4 separate regions of the Homo sapiens genome follow, and all the other regions are linked to region 2. Evidence: chromatin contacts called from ENCODE Hi-C or POLR2A ChIA-PET data. All regions are on one chromosome and are shown on one strand. Each heading gives the region's core, a stretch centred on a gene start or an enhancer-like site at or near the end of the contact. The rest is flanking DNA. Distances are from core to core; before and after follow the strand shown. Region 1 overlaps TLK2 (tousled like kinase 2). Region 2 holds the start of METTL2A (methyltransferase 2A, tRNA N3-cytidine). Region 3 overlaps MRC2 (mannose receptor C-type 2). Region 4 holds the start of MRC2 (mannose receptor C-type 2).

Region 1 (5,237 bases), core at 2,696-5,195, 180 kb before region 2:
TGGTGGCGGGTGCATGTAAACCCAGCTACTTGAGAGGCTGAGGCAGGAGAATCACTTGAACTCGGGAGGCGGAGGCTGCAGTGAGTTGAGATCACACCATTGCACTCCAGCCCAGGCAACAAGAGCGAAACTCCGTCTCAAATAAATAAATAAATAAATAAATAAATAAATAAATAAATAAATAAATAAAGTATTCAATGTAGAAGAATTCTGTAACCAGTAAATACTGCAAATAGTTACTTATAATTTGTTATACCCTTCAGGATTATTTTTATCTGACATACTGAAGATAGTGATTATGACAGTATTTCTACCAATTTGGAGACTCTTCAAACCTTCATAGAAACCTGTAACACTTAATCTTCTCAGAAGCCCTGTCTTAAATTATTAAAAATCTCAACTATAATCTAAAGCAGAAAGAACAGTAAAATGACCCCCTAAGTAAGCACCATCCAGCTTCAAGAATTATCAACATGTGGCCAATCTCCACCATTTCTCCCAACAGACTACTTTGAAGCAAAATCCCTAGCATCACATAATTTTTACTTAAATTCTAATCACTGAATTTTTGTAGGTAAGCAACTACAGCAGTAACTATTTTAAATGCAAAAAAACTGTGCCTTAAAAAAAAAAAGATCAAACACAAAGCTCAAATCCAAATTCCAGTGAATTTATATAGCAGAGGTATAGACCTGTTTCTAGAATTTCCAGCAGCAGATATTTTTGTATCACTTAGTGACAGGAACACTAGCCCACAATAACCACCACAGTGAATAAACATTGTAAATGCAGCTTCTATTTTAAATCTGTAATTTCAAAGTTTTAATTTAGGGACTGACTTTTTACAACAGGTACCATTTCCACAAGCAGTAAGGAGCAACAGAAACCGGGGCATTGTGTCCATGGTGTTATTGGCAGGCTTCACGATGAGCACAGGGCTGATGCTGTGTTGTGAACGCCATGCCCCTCTGCTTCCTCCTCTACCTCTGATTCCCAGACAGTCAGTACTCTCTGCTAAGGCCTAGGACCTTTCAGTTCCAAAGATAAAGTGATTTGACCACCTTCCCTAGGGTACAAATAACATGTGTTGCCCCTCCGTTGGTGCTATAGAGCCTTCTCTTGCAACTCTTGAAGCAAATCCCTCATCCCATTAAGCCAGGAAGAGAGACTTGTATTTGGACTAAAAAAAACTGGGGGCCATTCTTTATATACACCAATATGTGGCTTGTGTGACCACCTCAAAATGGAAGAGGAAGCTTTATTAACACACTTTTACAACCATAGAGTTAAAGGCCTGAGTTTCAGGTATCTTTTATGGTTCTAATGGCCAAAGGTAATAGTAGGCAGAAATAGAAGCATAAAACTGGCAGGCAGAGGTAGCTTGGGTGCGGGTGGCTAGGGGAAGACAGGTGACAAGAGATGTGAAGAAATGTGCCTCAAAAACTTTTAGATCATGGCTAACAGACATGGATAAACTTCTGGTAAATTGTAGTCACTTTTTCCTGTATAGATTTCATATGCGCTATAGTTATGTTTCATCCTGATCTTCATAACTCCCTACAGTCCAACATCCTCAGGCAACTCTTGAGACAAATCCCTTATCCCATTAACCCATGAAGAGAGACCTGTATTTGGACGGAAAGATTTTGGGGCCATTCTTTATATACACATGAGCAACCTTGTTCTCTACTGACTTGCAAGGCCAACTCTGTACAAAAAACATACATTTCAAATACCTGGACACATATAAGCTCTCTTTCTTAAGGATTTTCAAGAAAGGAAAGAAAAATTAAGACAAATTAATATAAATACCAAGAGTCAAACTGTTGAAAAGACAGTAATGATTTGGGGAGAAAGTCTGCTTTGGTTTATGGCATTTTTGCCTAGCAGATAGCATACAGCAATTAATTCATTATCAACACTTCAGCATAGCAGAGCCACATCTCTATAGCCAACCTGGCAGAGCTCCTGGATACCTACCAATAAGTACCAGCACCTTGTGATGTTAGCTCCATGCCATCCACTGAATTGTAGCTATCATCATCCATGATCTTCGAAAGACCAAAATCTGTAATTTTTATCTCTCCACACGCTGTACCATTTACTAAAAGAATATTACCTAAAAAATAAAAACCTTCATGAATAAGCAGAGACTTACTGATTTAAGAGAAAAACCCAAAGTAATAGCAGATAAGAAGGGGACAACTGAACTCAAACTCTTGCAAAAGCAAACATCCAAATCCTGGGAATCAAGCAATCTGGACTCTGGATACTCAGGGAGAGTCCTCAGCATCTGCTGAAACTTCTATTTTCCAAGAATCACCTGCTTAATGTGCCAAAACCACCACTATGATGAGCTCTGGAAATAAAAATAACTGGCCAAAGTAAAATACCCTTGTTCACTTGGTCAAAACTGATGGGAAACTTTCATCTGAACTTTCAGTGAGGATCTCTAAACTACCCTGTTTAGAACAGCACTTGGGGTGTGGGGGAGGAATCAAAGAAACCATGTAAGGAAACCAAAGCTAGCACCACAGCACCGCCTACAGCTCCCATTGCAGGAAAGTGTTGAATTCAGTTATGGAAAATTCATTCACAAAATAGCCATCTTTTAAAAAATTTCTTCATCATAATTAATGTTTTAGTCATCTGAATTGTATTAGAACATTAGAGAATAGTCAATGAGACGCAATATGCACCTACCAGAAGAGTAAAGCAAAGTTTACAATTTTGCAACACCAGAAGGTAAATGTGGACCATCTTCCTAATGCCCAAGCTAAGCTGTTAGAGTTGTCTATAGAACTATGCAGATTTCTAAAACACAGCTGAAGATAACAATAAAAAATAGAGGTAAGGACTCTAGCTGCCCTGTACTCTTTGCTGATGAACATCAAAGCTAGATAATAACCATACAAAAAGATGAAAAATTCTGCTTGAAATTTATTGAAATGGGAGGCATATAAGTAAAAATAAGTTATTAATTTGGGGGCTCTTATCAAAGAGACCTGAAGCAGAGGGACTGTTATGTAGTAGGAGTCATGGGAAAAAAACAAAACTGAACTTGCTGCAACAGTTCTTTCTTAATGAGACTTACATCATGAACTGCCCTGGCTCCAAAGATAAAGGTATTGTTTCTCCAGAGTATTTAATCCAACACGCCCTCCTAAACCCAGTGCTGCTTGGCCAGGACTCTTTTTTCCCACACCTACCCAGGCAATCAAAAGTCAGATGTTATTAGCCTTTCTTGGCTGCTGTGAAATTCTCTAACTTTATCAAATTAAAAGTCACTTATAAGACCAAAGAAAACCCACTAATACTGTCTCCTAAAAGTTAGACATACCTGGTTTGAGGTCATAGTGTATGATGGGAGGTTTTATTTCATTTAAGTACTTTAAAGCATTCACAATCTGCATGATAATGGACCGGGCCTCTTTCTCCGACATTAATTTGTGCTGTTTCAGGTAGAAGTCCAGATCATTTCCCTCACAGTATTCTAATACTGTACAAAACCTAAAGACAAATAAACCAATATTTAACCATGGAATAAGAGCAAGCAGATTAACACTACCTAAATTAGTCCCATGTGAAAACTTCAGGTCATCAGCTTCTCACTCCTTTCTTCTTTGTTCCTTAAAATACTCTTCAATTGTTTATTCAGTATTAGCTGAGGGGTTTCTGGTAAGAAACTGCTTATTCTCTTGAAGAGTTTCCACACCCTCAATGTTGGAATCTGTTGTGCTCAAGTTCACCCATGGCAGACCTCTTCTTGAGTCTAGACTATAAGAATACTGATAAGAACTATAATGTATTTAAGCTAGGTATCTTCTTGGAAGGGGCTCCTTTACACACCCATGCCACACATCCACGTCTAAACAACCAGAATGTGATCAAGTACACAATTCTCTCTTTTTTTTTTTGAGACTCCGTCTCACTCTGCTGCCTAGGCTGGAGTGCAGTGGCGCAATTTTGGCTAGGTACACAATTCGCACTGCAAACATTTTATATAACCCTGAGTGCTGGCAATGAGTAAGAATCTAGAGTTTGCCCACGTCCCAAAAACTGACTGCATACTACGTCTTCTGACAGCTTGGCACAATACTGCACTACAATTTCTCTTAAACACAAGGTGTAAAAGAGCTTGTAAAGTATAGTATCTATGGTTCTAACAAAAGTATGTGGGTTCTCTTTCCTTCCCTTATGTCAATATGTCATACAGACCCATACATAAAACCATATGCCATTGGTGGCATCACAGGTCACGTGTCTATCTTCCAAGGCATTATACTCTGAAGTAAGGTGTCCTGAACTGTTTGAATATTCCTGAGGGATGAATACGTTTTGAAGTTTTCTAAGTTGTGACAATGTGGGTGTATCAGTCAGTTTAGCCTGGAAAAAAAAACCACCTGAACATTTAAAACAGAGAGACTTTAATTCAGGGAACTGATCATACAGATGATGGAAGAGCTGAGAAGACAAACTGGTCAGTGAGGCACCCTAGAGATCATCTACAGCAGGAAGCCATTAGCACCCTCAGGCAAGCAGGCCAGAAGGGAGGAGATGGTGAAACCAGAACCCAGGGTCATCAGGGGAAACTAGAATTGCGGGGAGGGAGAGGAGGTGGAGACCCCCTCCCATTTCTGCCTTCCCATTGGCTGAAACCAACAGAACACCAATGGACACATGGGCCTGATAAACACAGCCTACACGGGCTAACCCCCCAAAGATACAGAGCAGCGAAAGGGCGAGGAACAGAACTGAGAGCAAACAGACTCAGGTCTAGCGCTATGGGCCACTGAGCAATTTGAGGCCTTCATAAAGCACTGCAATTGAACATGGACACACATGGTCCTGTGGACACCACAAACTGAACAATATCTTATGTATCTTAAGAAACATGGCAGGGCATGCTAACACCCTATTTGAAAACAAATGTCTGCTGTAATCCCAGCAATTTGGGAGGCAGAGATGGGTGGATCACTTGAGGCCAGGAGTTTGAGACCAGCCTGGCCAACATAGTGAAACTCTGTCTCTACTAAAAATACAAAAAATTGGCCAGGTATGGTGGCGCATGCCTGTAATCCCAGCTACTTGGGAGGCTGAGGCAGGAGAATTGCTTGAACCCATGAGGTGGAGGTTGCAGTGAGCCAAGATCATGCCACTGCACTACTGCCTGGGCAACAGAGCAAGACTCCATCTCAAATAAAATAAAATTAAAAAAAGAAATGTCTGAAATTTAT
Region 2 (4,674 bases), core at 569-3,068:
GACTTTTAACTATTAAAAAATCCTAGAAGTAGCCAGGTGCAGTGGCTCATGCCTGTAATCCCAGCACTTTGGGAGGCTGAGGTGGGCGGATCACGAGGTCAGGAGATCGAGACCATCCTGGCCAGCACGGTGAAACCCCGTCTGTACTAAAATACAAAAAATTAGCCAGGCGTGGTGGTGCACACCTGTAGTCCCAGCTACTAGGGAGGCTGAGGCAGGGGAATCGCTTGAACCAGGGAGGAGGAGATTGCAGCGAGCTGAGATCGTGCCACTGCACTCCAGCCTGGTGACAGAGCGAGACTCCATCTCCAAAAAAAAAAAAAAAGTATGGACAGTTTAAATGAAGGCTGTTTTTAAGGTGATCATGACAGTCCCAGATTTCAGTTTACTGCTCTTGCCAATTCAGGGGGCCTTGACTAGTGTAGTAGAAAGAATAAAAACCTAACAAATTGAGCAGGACAGTGACAATGGAAGTTGGAATCCACTAAGAAGTGTGTTAACAACTCACAACTCACCTGCTGAATCAACCAAGACTCCCTAAGAAACAGGATTTTAGTTCCACTACTGCTACTACTGACTGCTTACCTCTGGGAAAAGCACTTAATGTCCTGTGGTCCAAGTGTCTTTAACTATAAAAAGAGAATATTGAACCACATGATTTTCAAAATCCCTTTCAACTATTAACTTGCTTTGATCTAGTTGCTGTCAAAATATGCAGGGTGAATGTTTTGTAACTGGAATCTTTTTGTTGTACAGAACTCTTTCAGCGGGTACTAAATTTGTAGTCCTATCTTCAATTGTCTGGAACAATCAGTCCTAGTTTTACTATCTAGGGATATTTTGCAGTGAAATCATCCACCTCTCAAGCAGGGGCCTCCTTTTCTTTGGCCAGACTTATCTCCACTCTGCTGCATCCACCTTTCCTTGACTAAAGCCCTAAATTCTCATAACCATCACACAAGTAATAGACACACAGTCACCAGTCACTAGCCCCCCTCCCAACAATATTTAGAATCTAATCACTTCAATGAAGCTTCAATGGAAAACATCTCCTCATGGAAAATGCAAATCAAGTAAAAAGTACAGGTTCTAAGATGATCGCGTGACCACACAGTTGTCATTGGCTAGCCATATCAACGTGGATCTACTAAACATAATTAAAGACAACATTACCCTCCTCCAAAGTAAAACTATATATAAAAAAACCCTCTACGACTTAAGATTTTGTTACAATGCAGCCCTTTTCTCTCCTTGCTCATCCCCTCCCTGTCCCGCTCTACTCCTGAGATCTGCATCAGGCCAGGAATAAAGGATCTGGGCGGCCGCGGTTCCCTGGCCTCTCCGGGAGGGCGCGTTCGGCAGTACGCTGGCTGTTGATACCAATGAGAGCCCATTTAAGCGCACCTTGTTTCTCCTGGCACACCCGCTGGATACTGTTCTCCTGGACTTTTCTCTCCGCCGCCGCGGCTTGCTCTTCCGACCACTCCACATTGTCCCTGAGAAAATCAAACGGGCAGCTTAGGGGCCTCACGTCCTGGCTGCGGGCAGGGTGAGTCGCTGGCCTAGGAGTTTCTCTCCCCTTGGAGAGTGCCTCGGGTAGGGCAGCTTGACTCGTGGCCGGCGGTCAGGGGCTTTTCGGAGTGCTCCGAGGCGGCGGGACAGAGGGTCAGCGACAGGCCGGGCGAAGGGGCAGAGTGATTACCAGGCATTGTGGTGGAAGACGCGCGCCGGATCTCTCAGGAACCGGCTTCCGAACTGCTGCCTCTTATCGGCGAGGACTGCAGGTGCACCTTCAGGGTAGGAGCCGGCCATGACACCGGAGCCGGAAACACTTTACTTTCCGTAACGTGAGAACTTCCTGCGGACCACGCCCTCTTTCAGAAGACGCGGAGTCTGGGCGGGAAAAAGGGTGGCGGGACAGGGCGGCACTGGAGTCTGGTCCGGGTGGCGCTCGGGAGCTGTCGTTTGGGGCTGTCCCAGGGTTGGCGAAGGGCTCTCTAGGAGAGGGGACCAGGCAGGGGGAAATTCTCCCCGGAGGAGTCGTTTCTCATTGATGAGGTGCTGATGGACGTGCAGGTTAGGCAGAAAGTGGGAGACATTCCACTTGAGACCCAGTTCAATGCTGGGATCCTCTTAACAGGTTCCCCAGCTTCCCTCAAGTTATAAAACAGGAAAAATCTTGAATCATTATAAGAGTTGAGGCTACCTAGTTCCACTGCGGAGCCGATGTCCAGAACTGAAGAAGGTAGCAAGCAGCGGGAAGAAACAGGGCAATTTCCAGCTTCTATATTCAGCTCTTAATAGTGTGGGTGTATATGTATACACAGTGTGTATATATATTTTGGTTGGGGTAGGGGGAGATGGAGATATGAAATTAGAGAACACGAGGCTTAGCAAATCAAATGGAATATCCAAGGACAATTTTTTTTTAAATTATAACCATCTAACCTTTTTGAATCATGCATATTTATTATAATTATCCTTATTAGCACAATTAAGATTGTAATACACACATACAAACAGTTTGTCATAGTAATACATTTCAGCCTTACATTTCTATTTCTAGATCTAACACAAATAGACTCTCAAAAGAATCTAGAAGAAAGTATGTTATAGACATAAGGTTATTTGAGAAGACTTCCAAGAGAAGCATGATGAATACCACTTGGAAAAGAAGGAAAGGGCAGAGACCAAACAAGGACCAGCCCAATACCTCTTGGACTTTATTTAATGTCATAATGTCAGAATAAAGGGAAAGATGAATTTTTTTAAAAAAGGAAAGGGTTAGTGCAGTGCTAGACATAGCACATGGGTAATTAGTACTTTTTTTTTTTTTTGAGACGGAGTCTTGCTCTGTTTCCCAGGCTAGAGTGCAGTAGCCGGATCTCAGCTCGTTATAACCTCCATGTTCTGGGCTCAGGTGGTTCTCCTGCCTCAGCCTCCTGAGTAGCCGGGATTACAGGTGCGCGCTACCACACTCAGCTAATTTTTGTATTTTTAGTAGAGATGGGGTTTCACCATGTTGCCTGGGCTGGTCCCAAACTCCTGACCTCAAATGATCTGCCCGCCTCGGTCTCCCAAAGTGTTGGGATTACAGGCGTGAGCCACCGCGCCCAGCCAGTAATTGTTTATTCCATTGTAAATTCTTTCTGTAGGTAAAACTACGGGGAGCAATGAATGATTCTATACTTTTTCCTCCAAAGAAATGGGAACAAGCTCTAAGCCTCTCTAATCAGGAAGAAAAATACACAAGTTAATAAAAAAAATAGTAAATAAGTTGTACTTCATTTGAAGACAATATGCTTTTGCCATTCTTGTGGTCTTCGGAAACATTTTGAACACAAGCTCCATACCCAGAAACAAGTACAAGGAATTTTTATCTTTTCTCAAGGCCAGCTGTTTGCAGATATGGTGGTTGATTTACATTTATTTCTGGCATCTTGTTTTCTCATCTATGGGCTTTTATTCTCCCCTCACTAAAAGCTGTTAGTGTTCCCAATCAACAGTCCCACTGCATATTTTCTTGCAGACAGCTCATTGTCTTCACTCTAATTTACTATATTAGTTCCAGTGGAGACATTTTAAATGTCAAACAGCTTTGGCCTTTTTTCTGTGAAATGTGCTAAAGTATCCTAAACTTAACTTTATTTTTTATTTTTATTTATTTATTTTTGAGACGGAGTCTCGCACTGTCTACCAGGCTGGAGTGTAGTGGCGTGATCTCGGCTCACTGCAAGCTCCCTATTTCACGGGTTCACGCCATTCTCCTGCCTCAGCCTCCCGAGTAGCTGGGACTACAGGCGCCCGCCACCATGCCCGGCTAATTTTTTGTGTTTTTAGTAGAGACAGGGTTTCACCGTGTTAGCCAGGATGGTCTCGATCTCCTGACCTCATGATCCACCCACCTCGGCCTCCCAAAGTGCTGGGATTACAGGAGTGAGCCACCGCCCCTGGCCTAAACTTAATTTTATACAATTATATTTGATTGGCCTGTAAAACCTATTTTTCGAAGCACCTAAAATAATTTTTCATAAGTTTGACATGGCTGTGAGTTCTCTGGTGTCAGACTTTATACTGGATTGTAGCTTCAGAAACGCCACGTTTCAGAGGAACTAAGGGTCCCTCTGGTGGTAAGTAAGGAGAACTCTTCTAGCTCAGTGGGTGGCATGGGTTTAACGCTTGTAAAGGTTAAAAACTCTCATTCTGGATTATTGCTTTAGGTTGTTAGCCAAGGACAAGGGTAGTTAATTGTGTTTTTTTGTTTTTTGTTTTTTTTTTGAGACGAAGCTCTGTCGCCCAGGCTGGAGTGCAGTGGCATGATCTCGGTTCACTGCAAGCTCCACCTCCCGGGCTCAAGCCAGTCTCCTGCTTCAGCCTCCTGAGTAGCTGAGATTACAGGCCATCGCCACCACACCCAGCTAATTTTTGCATTTTAGTAGAGACGGGTTTCACAATGTTGGCCAGGCTGATATTGAACTCCTGACCTCAAATGATCCGTCTGCCTCAGCCTCCCAAAGTGCTGGGATTACAGGCGTTAGCCACCGCACCCGGCCTTTCTTCTCCTTTTTTTCTTTGAGATAGGGCATCACTCTGTCACGCAGGCTGGAGTACAGTGGCACGATCACAGCTCACTGCAACCTCTGCCTCCCAGGCTCAAGTGATTCTCCCACATCA
Region 3 (5,043 bases), core at 1,163-3,662, 230 kb before region 2:
GGGTTTCACCATGTTAGCCAGGATGGTCTCAATCTCCTGACCTCGTGATCTACCCACCTTGGCCTCCCAAAGTGTTTGTGTTTGAGACGGAGTCTGCTCTGTTGCCCAGCCTGGAGTGCAGTGGAGCGATCTCCACTCACTGCAGGCTCCACCCCTGGGGTTCATGCCATTCTCCTGCCTCAGCCTCCCGAGTAGCTGGGACTACAGGCGCCCGCCACCACGCCCGGCTAATTTTTTTGTATTTATAGTAGAGACAGGGTTTCACCGCATTAGCCAGGATGGTCTCGATCTCCTGACCTCGTGATCCGCCTGCCTCGGCCTCCCAAAGTGCTGGGATTACAGGTGTGAGCCACCGCACGCAGCCCCAGCTAATTGTTTTTACTTTTTGTAGAGACGGAGTCTTGCTTTGTTGCCCAAGCTGATCTTGAACTCCTGGCCCCAACCTCCTGATCCTCCTACCTTGGCCTTCCAAAGTGCAGGATTTCTAGGTGTGAGCCACCGTGTCTAGTTTGATAGGAATATTTCTGATGTAGTCCACACTTCTTGTTTCTCAGACATCCAGGTCATCACCTGGGAAACATGCCTGTGCTCATGGGCAACTGGGTTTTAAAGCAATTTGCCCTACATTGAGTAACCCATCTCCTTCCTCCTTGATGGTCACTGAGGCCTCCTCTCCCGTCCTGTCTGCTTCAAGGCACACAATGCTTTGGTGAAGTCGCGAGGCTGAGTGCAAAGGCTTGACAACAGTTTGTGTCTCTGGAGCAAAACCCTCAGCTGTTGCTGCAGTTTCCCCGGACTCAGCCCATCCACAGAGGCAGCCAGAGGTCTGACCTCAGATAAGACGGCTGCTCTCCACAAGACATCACAGATGAAGGAGGCAGATGAGAAGTTAATTCTAGCATGGTGCCTGGCATGCAGCGGACTCTCAACAAATATGTGTTGAATGAGAGGCATGTCACATAAAACCCTGAAAGGCACAAGCAGAGACAAGGACAAGGAAGGCATTCCAAGGACAAGGAAGGCGGTCCAAGCTGCCCAACCGCAGGAGCAAAGGCTGCAGGCAGGAACGCAGGGCCCAGCGACCACCTGGCTTAGCTCCTGGAAAGCTGGGGGCTGGAGGACAGCTGGCCAGCCCTGGAGGGGACTCAGTTCCATCCCTGAGGGCATGGCAGGGTGGCCTCCAGCCTCTGAGCCTCTCTCCCTTCACTGCCCCTCCCCAGGCCACGCAGAGGCGAGGGGTCATCCCAGGGAGAGCCAGAGGCCGCCTGAAAGGGCCGCCAGCCAAGAGGAGCAGCTGTTTTCAATGAGCTGCTTAACCTCCAGGCCAGGCCTGGAAATGTCCTTGAGTCAGCAGAAGCTGCCAGCCCCACCCTGCTAAGAGGCCAACCCTGGGGACCCAGCACCCCACCCTGCACCACCCCTGGCTAGAGACTGTGTCCACGTACATGCATGCACATTAGATCCTGGGCTGGACGAGGGGGGCATTGCTTCCATGGAGGACGGGGGTTACATGATATCGAAGCCCAATACCCCGCCCAACTGTGCAACATCCCCACCGACATCCTGAACCATGGTGGGTTTCCCTCTACCGGCCACCTTCCCCTTTTCACACCCTCCTCCCTCCTCCCCAACAGCCCCTCCATCCCAGCCAGGCCAAACTGCTTTCCTCCCACAGCTTAAAGTGCTTGTGCCTAAAACCTACACACACAGTCCCAGTGTTGCGCTGTTGCTGTCACAGGCCACCCTTTGTAGAGCAGTGGCGGGCTTCCCCCACCAGTCATTTCCAGAGATGCTTTTCTCCCCACTTCAAATCTCTGTGCTGCAGACTGTGATATCCTGTGTTCTAGGAAGACATTAAATCACACTCTGGCAGGGAATGGGTGGAGAGGTGGGACTGTCCCTCCACCTACTAAATGCAGGCGGTGGTGGGGAAGGCGACTGTCACCTTTCCCGCGGTTTTGCTGATCCTCCAGACCCCGCCCCGGGGGTGGGGGCGGGGGTGGGGGTAATGCGGGCTGAGTGGAAGCTAGCCCCGCCCCTGGGGTTCTCTGGGAAGGCAAATCCTCACCCGCGCTGGCCTTCCCCTTCGCAGTGTCATGGTGTTTGATCTCATCCCCTGCTGGCTTTTGTCTTAGACCAAAGCATCACAGTATTTTCGGCCAGTCCTCCCCCAGGCCCCCCTTGCCGGAGGAACTGGAGAGCGGCCGCGCTACAGCAAGCAGCAATCGCTCTCGCCTCCAGCCTCTGCTCCGGGCAGCGCCCGGCCCTTTCCTCCCACTGGCTCTTCCTCACCGGGGGTCACCAGGCCTGGATCCCCAGAGTCCGAGCATCCCGGGGGCGGGCACACCTTGACCCCTTTCTCCCCCAACCCAGTGCCCAGGATCTGGGGCTCCCAGATCCACCTGCTCTTGGAGTTCCGAGTCTTCTCTGCTTCTGCTCCCAAGGGGCACCCCTGCCCCCGCCATCGTGCGCCCCCAACTCCAAGGAGCGCCCCTCCCCAAGCCACCGTTCGCCCTCAATCTGCGGCACGCCCCTCCCCCCGCCACCGTGTGCCCCTCCCTCCACCGAGCACCCCTCCCCCTGCCATCGTGCACCCCCCCAAGCGGCGCCACTTCCTCTGTCACCGTGAGCCCCCTCTCCACTGGGCGCCCCTCCCTCCACCGCCGTGCGCCCCTCAATCTGTGGCACTTCCCGCTCCGCCGCCTCCCGCCCAGCTAGACAAATGCCCGGTCTGCGTGGCCGCTGCCCCTGGCGCCGTCTGCTAGCCCGCAGCCAAAATAAACAGCCCAAGAGCCACTTCCTTCCCCGTGGGGGGAATTTTCACAACGACGGCTGGCTCCAGTCGCGGCAGGAAGTGGCTTTCTGGGCCAACGATCCAACCTCATTGACCAGGCCGCTGAGGGCAGAATTCGGGAATGGGACCCGGAGCGCGGGGGCGGAGGCAGAGCCTCGCCGTGGCCACGCGATCACTTGTGCCCTCGCGGGGACCCCATCGCCGACAGCGGCCACCACTCCATAACGCAGGTGCGGAAGGCCTCTGCCGAGCCACACCTGTTCATTTCTCCGTGCGGGGGTGTTGTGCGCCTGCCCTTTCTTAAAATCATGGACAGGTTAGGACTCCACGCCTGGTTGATTGAGGACGAACCAGTGAGTGACTGCGTGACTTTATTAGGAGACATCCATACGAATTTGGGGGAAAGCATTTTTTTAAAATGTAGTTTTGACAAAGTGTCTACAAGGTGTGTGGGGTGGGGAGTAACCGAAAGCGGAAATATTACACGTGCCCCTCTGGTTCATTGAAGAGTCAGCAGAAATGAAGAAAATCTTTGGGCCTTTCTGTAATTTACAATTTTCCATAGTGAAAATTTATGTTTTCTGACTTAAAAGAAAAAAACAACTTAGATACCCCCCCACAAACAAAAGAAATGTGTAGCAAAATGTATTCAACCAGAATGATTAGTTCCTGAGAAACTGAGGTTTAAAATATTAACAGTCAGGCAGGGCGCGGTGGCTCACGCCTTTAATTCCAGCATTTTGGGAGGCCGAGGCAGGTGGATCACTTAAGGCCAGGAGTTTGAGACCAGCCTGGCCAACATGGTGAAACTCCATCTCTAATAAAAATACAAAAATTAGCTGGGTATGGTGGCAGATGTGGTGGTGTATGCCTGAGGAGACTGAGGCAGGAGAATTGCTTGAACCCGGGAGGAGGAGGTTACAGTGAGCCCAGATCGCACCACTGCACTCTAGCCTGGGGGACAGAGTGAAACTCGTCTCCGTAAAGAAGGAGAAAAAAATTAACTTTCAATTCAATTTCTTGGTAATGGTCTTTCAAGTAACACTTGACAAAAAAGGTAGAGATTCCCAACAACCTGCACTGGAGGTTTTCACTGGCCAAGTGCCCACTGAGGACCCAGGCTCTGCCCCTGGCTTCTCCATGCCCTGGACCTTTGCCTGGCATGAGTCTGAGCTTGTGAAAGATGTTTGTCGGCCGGGCGCAGTGGCTCACGCCTGTAATCCCAGCACTCTGGGAGGCCGAGGTGGGTGGATCACGAGGTCAAGAGATAGAGACCATTCTGGCCAACATGGTGAAACCCTGTCTCTACTAAAAGTACAAAAATTTGCTGGGCGTGGTGGCGTTCGCCTGTAGTCCCAGCTACTTGGGAGGCTGAGGCAGAAGAATTGCTTGAACCCAGGAGGCGGAGGTTGCAGTGAGCCGAGATCGCACTACTGCACTCCAGCCTGGCGACAGAGCGAGACTGCGTTTAAAAAAAAAAAAAAAAAGATGTTTGTCAAATGACAGAATGACTGTGAATGGAGGGATCTTAGAATTCATCTTGCCAATCGTTTAGAACGGGAAACTGAACACAGAAAGGTTAAGTGACTTGTCCAGGGATGTTCAAGGAACCTGGACCATGGCCTTTCTATTAGGTCTAAACCTCATCAGAGTCCTAAACAGCACTGTGCCAGTATTTGCTTCTCTAGGCAAATCATATCATTTACGTCAATACCGACAATGAAATGGCAAGTTAGTGATCATTACACCAGCACCACAAGCATGAACCAGGCCTGCCCCCGGCAAACTGGGACCTGTGGTCACCCTGCGCTTGTAAAAAGAGACACAAAGAATGCCAGGCATTAACCATGCGCGTCCAGGCACCAGACAGTGGGTTCCAAGGCTTTTCATTAATCCTTATAACAACCCTCAGATGTAGGCAAAATTCTGATCTGCACTTGACAGATGAGGAAACTGAGGTATTAAATAACTGAGAGATTAACATCTTGATAACACAGTTAATAAGGGGAAGAGCTGGGAAGGATGGCCAGGCAGACTTATTCCAGAGCGGACTCCAGCTAGCCTCCGAATTTTAGATGATAGCCCACAGGCAAGTTGTGTTTGGCTTCAGGATGTGTGAGAGAGATTACACATAAAAATGTAGATTTCCAGTCGAGGCAGCATGCCTGCAGGGTGCCAGCCACAAGAGCTGGTGCAGCTGCCCACCTGGGAGGGGTGTGGGCTCACCGGTTTGCCACAGTCTCCACCCA
Region 4 (5,207 bases), core at 1,420-3,919, 200 kb before region 2:
TTCCTGAACTGCAAAAATGGTCCAACAATAACCATCTCCTTGGGTTGTTATCAAAATGAAATGGGAACTTGCACATGAAGGGTTGAGCGTGGGTCTGGGCAGGCAGGCATCCCACCAATGGCATTCTGCCCCCTACGCAGTTCACTGTTCCACGTTTCATTCTCCCACACGATTTTCTTTTTCCAGAGGATGCATCTTACACTCTTCTCTACCTTCCCTCCTCCCCAAGAACTTGGCTCAAGGCTGAGCAAACTGCATGCTCCAGAAATGCGGTAATATGGCAACTAACAAAGAGGACTCCTTCCAGTGACAGTCTCCGCGGGCCACTCCACCAAGGTGGAGAAAAGATGGATTCCACCATCACGCACCAAGAAGGCACTGCCGCCTCGCTGCCCCTGCCCCGTGCTCTGGGCACACAGGGCTCCCCCATGGTGGTCAGGAAACTGCCCACACGCAGCCCCTGCCCTGCCTGGCATAAGCCTCGCCCCCAGCAGCACTGGCCTGCCACACCCTACCTCCCACATGCATTTCCTGGGCTATTTGGTCTCTGGTGCTGGTGAATTCCTCCCAACAACAACGTAATTCACCAGGTACTAGGGGCTGCCAGCTCTTCGGGCAAGGAATTCGGCCCAGAGGCTCTGAACAGGCTTCCCAGGGTAGGGCCCAGTGGAATTTGGCAGGGCAGGGGCAAGCGCACTCTGTGCAGAGGGCACGGTTCCGAGGGAAGGAACCTGCAGCAGCTCCATCCTCCTCCTGCTCAGCTGCTGCTGGAAGACCTCACACTGCCTGCCACCCAGATCCAAGCCTCCTCAGGGTGTGGTCAATGCAGTGCCAACGGGAAGGGGACCCTCTGAGGCTATTCATCCCTGGACACAGCCCCAGGGAGGGCCAGGCACAGAGACCAGGAGGAGGAGGGACACTCCAGGCGTCCTTGTCCTCCCTGACCGGGCCTCTCACCAGGCACTTCCAGCCCCCTCTATGAAAAGCTCCAGGGGGAAAGGCCGAGTCAGCACTCTGGCCACAACTCTCTCCCAGGGCCTGGCTTTAAAGTGTGCTCTGGAGCTCTGGGAATGGCCATCCTCCCCACCCCTTCCCACCGCCTGCCTCCTGAGGCCCTGCGCAGAGGAGCAGAGGAAGGCAGGAGTGCGAGGAGGTAGGGGAACTGCCTGTGAGGCCGCCCTGCAGTGGGTTAGGGGGTTACCCGGCCTGGTTTGTGTCTGTCCCACATTCAATGCCAGGTGGGCCCAGAATTGCCCCGGGGGTCTCCGGTTGGTGTGAATGTGGGTCACCGTGGCCCCCACCTTTCCCATCTGGCAGATATGTGTCTTGTGCCTACGTCACGCCAGGCCAACCCAGCAAGCACGGGCCAGGCTGGAGGCCCCAGACTCTCCAGGGGGCTGTCTGGTCCTTGCACAAAACTGCAGACACTGCACGGACTGTCCCCATCCCCCAATTAAACAGCCAGCAGGACCAAGCTGGGCCGGGCGATTCCCCCGGTCACTCCAGACACCCCCACCCCCACTCCCCCAGGAAGTGGATCTTTCCTTTCAACTCTTAGATTCTTGGCGAGGGATCTGTCTGTCCCCACACTTCACTGTTACCCCTGAATAAGGAGCAGGAAGAGAATGGCACAGTTTTGGGGTTTTCTGATTTTTGTTTTGTTTCCTGTTCGTTGGGTTTTAAAATCTTTAGCAGCTCTTTTGCCGCTCAAGGTCTGTCCCCTCTGGAGGGCCACTAGTGTGCCCAGAGCTGCCCACGCTACGCAACATCACAGCACGGCGGCGCCCAGCCTGTTGCTGCGTCCCAGTGGCAGGAGCCTCCTCACAGGGCTGCCGAGCTCACGCGGGGCGGATGCCGCGCGCCACAAGCCTCCTTGAAGACTAAGTGTGGAAAAGAAAATATCAACGCCCACGAGATGCAGGGGGCGGGGGGAAGGTGGGGGAAACGAACCCTCGCGGATAGTTGGAAAGCCGTCCTAACGCATCAGTCCTGGGGCAGAGCGAGGAGACTGGGCCCGGGAACTCCCGGACAGAGAGCCCTGGCTCCCCGGGCGCGCCCTGCAGGTCCCCTGCCGAGGACGGGCCGGCGCCGGGTGGTCCGGGAGCGCGGTGCGCGGGGGTCCTCAAGAGCCCACCCGCTTCCTCCTAGGCTGCTGGAGTCCCCCGGGCTCCCCTCCCCCGCCGCCCGCCACATCTGGTTCCACTCAGGTCCTCCCCCACCTCTAGGCGCGCTCCTCCTCCCCTCTCCTCCCCCGCTTTCAGAAAAGCGGAGACGAGTTTTAAAAACCCAGTCACACACACACGCACACACGCTTCTGGAGAAAAGAGGGGGGAAAAGGAGGGAAAAGTCGAGAGCGGCCCGCGCCTCGGCGCTCCCCCCGCCCGGGCCCTGAAGTTGGCCAAGTTGGCAGCGCCTTACCCGGGAGGGCGGCGTCCCCAGGGGCGCCGGGACGGCCGAGGTGCAGGCACCCGAGGAGCAGGACGCAGCGCAGCAGGTGACGAGGCCAGGGCGCGGGGGCCGGCCGGCCGGGCCCCATCCCCGAGCGCGGCGCTCAGTGGACGCGGGGACCGAGGGCGCACAGGCGCAACGCGCTGTGGCAGCCCCGAGGCTGGGCTGTGATGACCGCCCGCAAGGGGCTCGCGTCCTCCTCCGGGTCGGGACGAAGTGATGCCTCCCGGGGAGGAGGAGGGAGGAGGCAGCCCGGGCGGAGGGAGGGCGGAGGGAGGAGCGCAGAACCGGGGAGGAGGGTTCGAGGGGTAGAGGGGAAGGGAAGTGGGCAGCGTGGGAGGGGAAGGGGAGGAGGCGCGGGTCTGGGGCTAGAGCGTCGGGAGGGAGAGAAAGGGGTGGCGGAGAGGAGGACACGCCGGGTCCAGGAGGACCCCAGCGTGCGCCCTTTCTCTTGCTGCTCTGTTTCCCAGTCTCTCCCCGCCTCGCCTTCCCTCTCTTCTGTCCCGGCCAGGATCCCCAGACGCTGCGTCACAACTCCCCCGCTGGCGCGGGCGGGGAAGCAACTGCAAAACTTTCCGCAAACTTCACGGCGTGGTGGGACCTGGGCTACGAGGTCCGGCCAGCCCGGGGCGGGGGCGTGCAGCTGACCCAGGTGGCCAGACCCGGGCCGCCAGCATCCGCCCCGCCATCCCGCCTCTTTCTGCGGGCGTCTCCAGCAGCCTAGCATCCCCTACCTCCATGCCGAGGAGGACCCCTCCCCCGGTCTGGTGGGGAAGGGGCGGAGCCCAGGGCCTGGCCACCAGGGCGAAGATTGGGGGAGGGGGAGGCAGAGCCCTTGTTACGTGTGCGGAGCGCAACAATTCTTGCACGTCTTGTTTTAGCATTTTCGTGACCCCTGTGTCAGTGTTCCCGGTGCAGGAGTGTAGCACTTTTGCTTGTTGGGGCTGCATCCAGAAACCTGGGGAAAATCTGTCCACTGGACGTCTCAGAAGACCGGCATCATCACTCCCACCAACTGGACTGCTGGCCGGTAGCAAAAGACCAGCTGGAAATTTCATAAAAGGTTAGACAATCCACAGTTACTCAGTGTTACGCAACAGGTCTCTGCAGCACAGAGCACGAACTGGGGAGTCAGGATGCTGGAGTCCAGCCCTGCCTCTCTGCGGATTCCCTGCCTGACCTTGGGAAAGCCTCTTGGGGTCTCGGGGCATAGGGCAGGACTGAGACGTTGAGACCCCAAGTGCAAAGAAGACACATTTCTCCTACCACGAGTAATCAAAAACACTATGAAACTGTAATATGGGCCGGGTGCGGTGGCTCACGCCTGTAATCACACTTTCGGAGGCCGAGGAGATTGAGCCCAGGAGTTGAAGACCAGCCTGGGCAACATAGGCAGATCCCATCTCATTTTGTTAATATAAAATTTTTAAATAATAATAAAACTGTAATATAAATTGTATTGTTTCCTATCTTGTCCACCTTGGTATGTTTTTTGGAAATAAATTCAATTTTTTTCCTTTTTATTCCTCCTATCTTGGGTAAATGTTTCCCCAACTCTGCAGTGGGGGTGTTGGGTCAGAAATGCTCACTCGTCTCTTCCCATCTCTGTCAGGCTGAGGCTCTTGGTAAACAGTCCAGTGGTAATAGAGCCTCGAAGCAAGCCCCCACTGAAATCCCCTAGAGGCCCCTGGAAAGGGTCCCATTAGCCACCCTTTGGTTAGCAGCCAGACCAACAAAGCCCCTGCACTCCACGGCTAGCTTCAGCAGGTCCGACAGGGCCAGGTCCCTTCTGGTGGCTGTGGCTCCACTGCCCCTTGGGACATGTCTTCTTGGTGTGGCATGTTCTGGGATCTCAGTCCTCTGCACACAACAGGCCATGCTGGAGCTGCCTCAGAGGTCCCCCTCTTGGCCTTCCCTCTTGCACAATCCTGTAATCTCTGAAGGATTTAAGGATTTGCCGGCTAAGCTGCTCTCTCGCTCTCAGAACACAGGATACTCCTTCCCCTGAAACAGGGCTGGATTCCCCCTTCTCCAGCAGCTTGAGTAGGTTTCGGCGTTTCCTGCTGGCCTTCCCTCCTACTATCAGTGGCAGGACAGAAGCCCACCCCTTGACATCACCAGCGCAGAGCATGAGGCCAGAGAGCCCACCACTTGCCGGCACCAGGTCCCGCCATGCCGGGCACACAGGAGGTGTGCTCTCGTCTCTTCACCCACCGGCTCAACAAGCACCGACTGCTAGCCCTGTGCTAGCTGCTAGAGAAAGAGAGATGGGCAAACACAGTTGCAGCCCTAGAGGAGCCTCATTTAGTGGGGGAAAATAAACGTTTTGCCATATTCCAGGCAAAGAAGACGCAAGGGCTGAGGAGCACAAAAGTGTGCTGCTCTCGCAGGGACAGAGGTTGGTTCAAGCTTCTAAGGCCCAGTTCTAGTCTCTGTCAAGGGTGAGACTTCCTCCTCCAGCGCGAGACTTCCTCCTCCAGCGCGACATGGTTCCACACTGTGTTCCACTGACTTCTGCTGATGTCTGCAGCTGCCAACTGCTTTTGATCTTGACTTTGGGGCAGAAAGCGGGGAAACATCTGGGAGATTCTCCCTGTGGAGAATCCGGGCCGGTTCCCTACTGCATAAAGATCCTGTGCAGGCTCAGTTGTCAACAGAACATGGTCACAGTCTGTAGGAGTGTTGGGTGTTGTGAGCAGCATGGGACTTTCGAGGAACCCCTCATCAACACCCAGACCTTCATCTGCTTCCAAAGAAGG

The links. Hi-C counts contacts between places; a loop is a spot of excess contacts on that map. ChIA-PET counts read pairs that join two places held with the same protein, here RNA polymerase II (POLR2A). Pooled maps may share reads with other maps.
Region 1: a map of mammary epithelial cell shows a loop between it and region 2 (6-fold over the local background). The contact joins the enhancer-like site here to the promoter of METTL2A in region 2. A Hi-C loop is called at or near these places in 2 of 168 maps with a recorded cell type or tissue (HCT116 and mammary epithelial cell), 1 of 37 single-sample maps with no recorded cell type and 9 of 50 pooled maps. POLR2A ChIA-PET finds 5 or more read pairs at or near these places in 3 of 52 experiments (PC-3, PC-9 and SK-N-SH).
Region 3: a map of chondrocyte shows a loop between it and region 2 (5-fold over the local background). The contact joins the enhancer-like site here to the promoter of METTL2A in region 2. A Hi-C loop is called at or near these places in 1 of 168 maps with a recorded cell type or tissue (chondrocyte), 10 of 37 single-sample maps with no recorded cell type and 11 of 50 pooled maps.
Region 4: a pooled map shows a loop between it and region 2 (5-fold over the local background). The contact joins the promoter of MRC2 here to the promoter of METTL2A in region 2. A Hi-C loop is called at or near these places in 5 of 37 single-sample maps with no recorded cell type and 6 of 50 pooled maps. POLR2A ChIA-PET finds 5 or more read pairs at or near these places in 3 of 52 experiments (WTC11 and activated CD4-positive, alpha-beta T cell).

The regions. Positions count from the first base shown.
Region 1 is chr17:62,598,924-62,604,160 of GRCh38, reverse strand. It overlaps TLK2 (tousled like kinase 2), which reads right to left. Exons shown (of 22, transcript NM_006852.6): 18 at 3,341-3,510; 19 at 1,981-2,119. Among named protein-coding and RNA genes, the nearest start is that of MRC2, 26 kb to the left of the region's middle. Within about 2 kb of position 3,945, at least 2 of the 41 ENCODE cell types and tissues checked have a DNase peak (open chromatin) inside an H3K27ac peak, as active enhancers do.
Region 2 is chr17:62,421,041-62,425,714 of GRCh38, reverse strand. METTL2A (methyltransferase 2A, tRNA N3-cytidine) reads right to left here and starts at 1,818. Exons shown (of 9, transcript NM_181725.4): 1 at 1,703-1,818; 2 at 1,405-1,496. The coding sequence starts at 1,812. RefSeq lists enhancers at 1,434-1,803, 1,555-2,085.
Region 3 is chr17:62,650,325-62,655,367 of GRCh38, reverse strand. The region is part of intron 1 of MRC2 (mannose receptor C-type 2); the gene reads right to left. Among named protein-coding and RNA genes, the nearest start is that of MRC2, 25 kb to the right of the region's middle. RefSeq lists enhancers at 670-1,380, 2,093-2,803, 2,804-3,515. Within about 2 kb of position 2,412, at least 27 of the 41 ENCODE cell types and tissues checked have a DNase peak (open chromatin) inside an H3K27ac peak, as active enhancers do.
Region 4 is chr17:62,625,132-62,630,338 of GRCh38, reverse strand. MRC2 (mannose receptor C-type 2) reads right to left here and starts at 2,669. Exons shown (of 30, transcript NM_006039.5): 1 at 2,419-2,669. The coding sequence starts at 2,536. It overlaps LOC107985020 (a long non-coding RNA gene), which reads left to right and starts at 2,289. Exons shown (of 2, transcript XR_001752961.3): 1 at 2,289-2,494; 2 at 3,330-3,902. RefSeq lists silencers at 2,040-2,109, 2,310-2,749 and enhancers at 3,943-4,443, 4,444-4,944.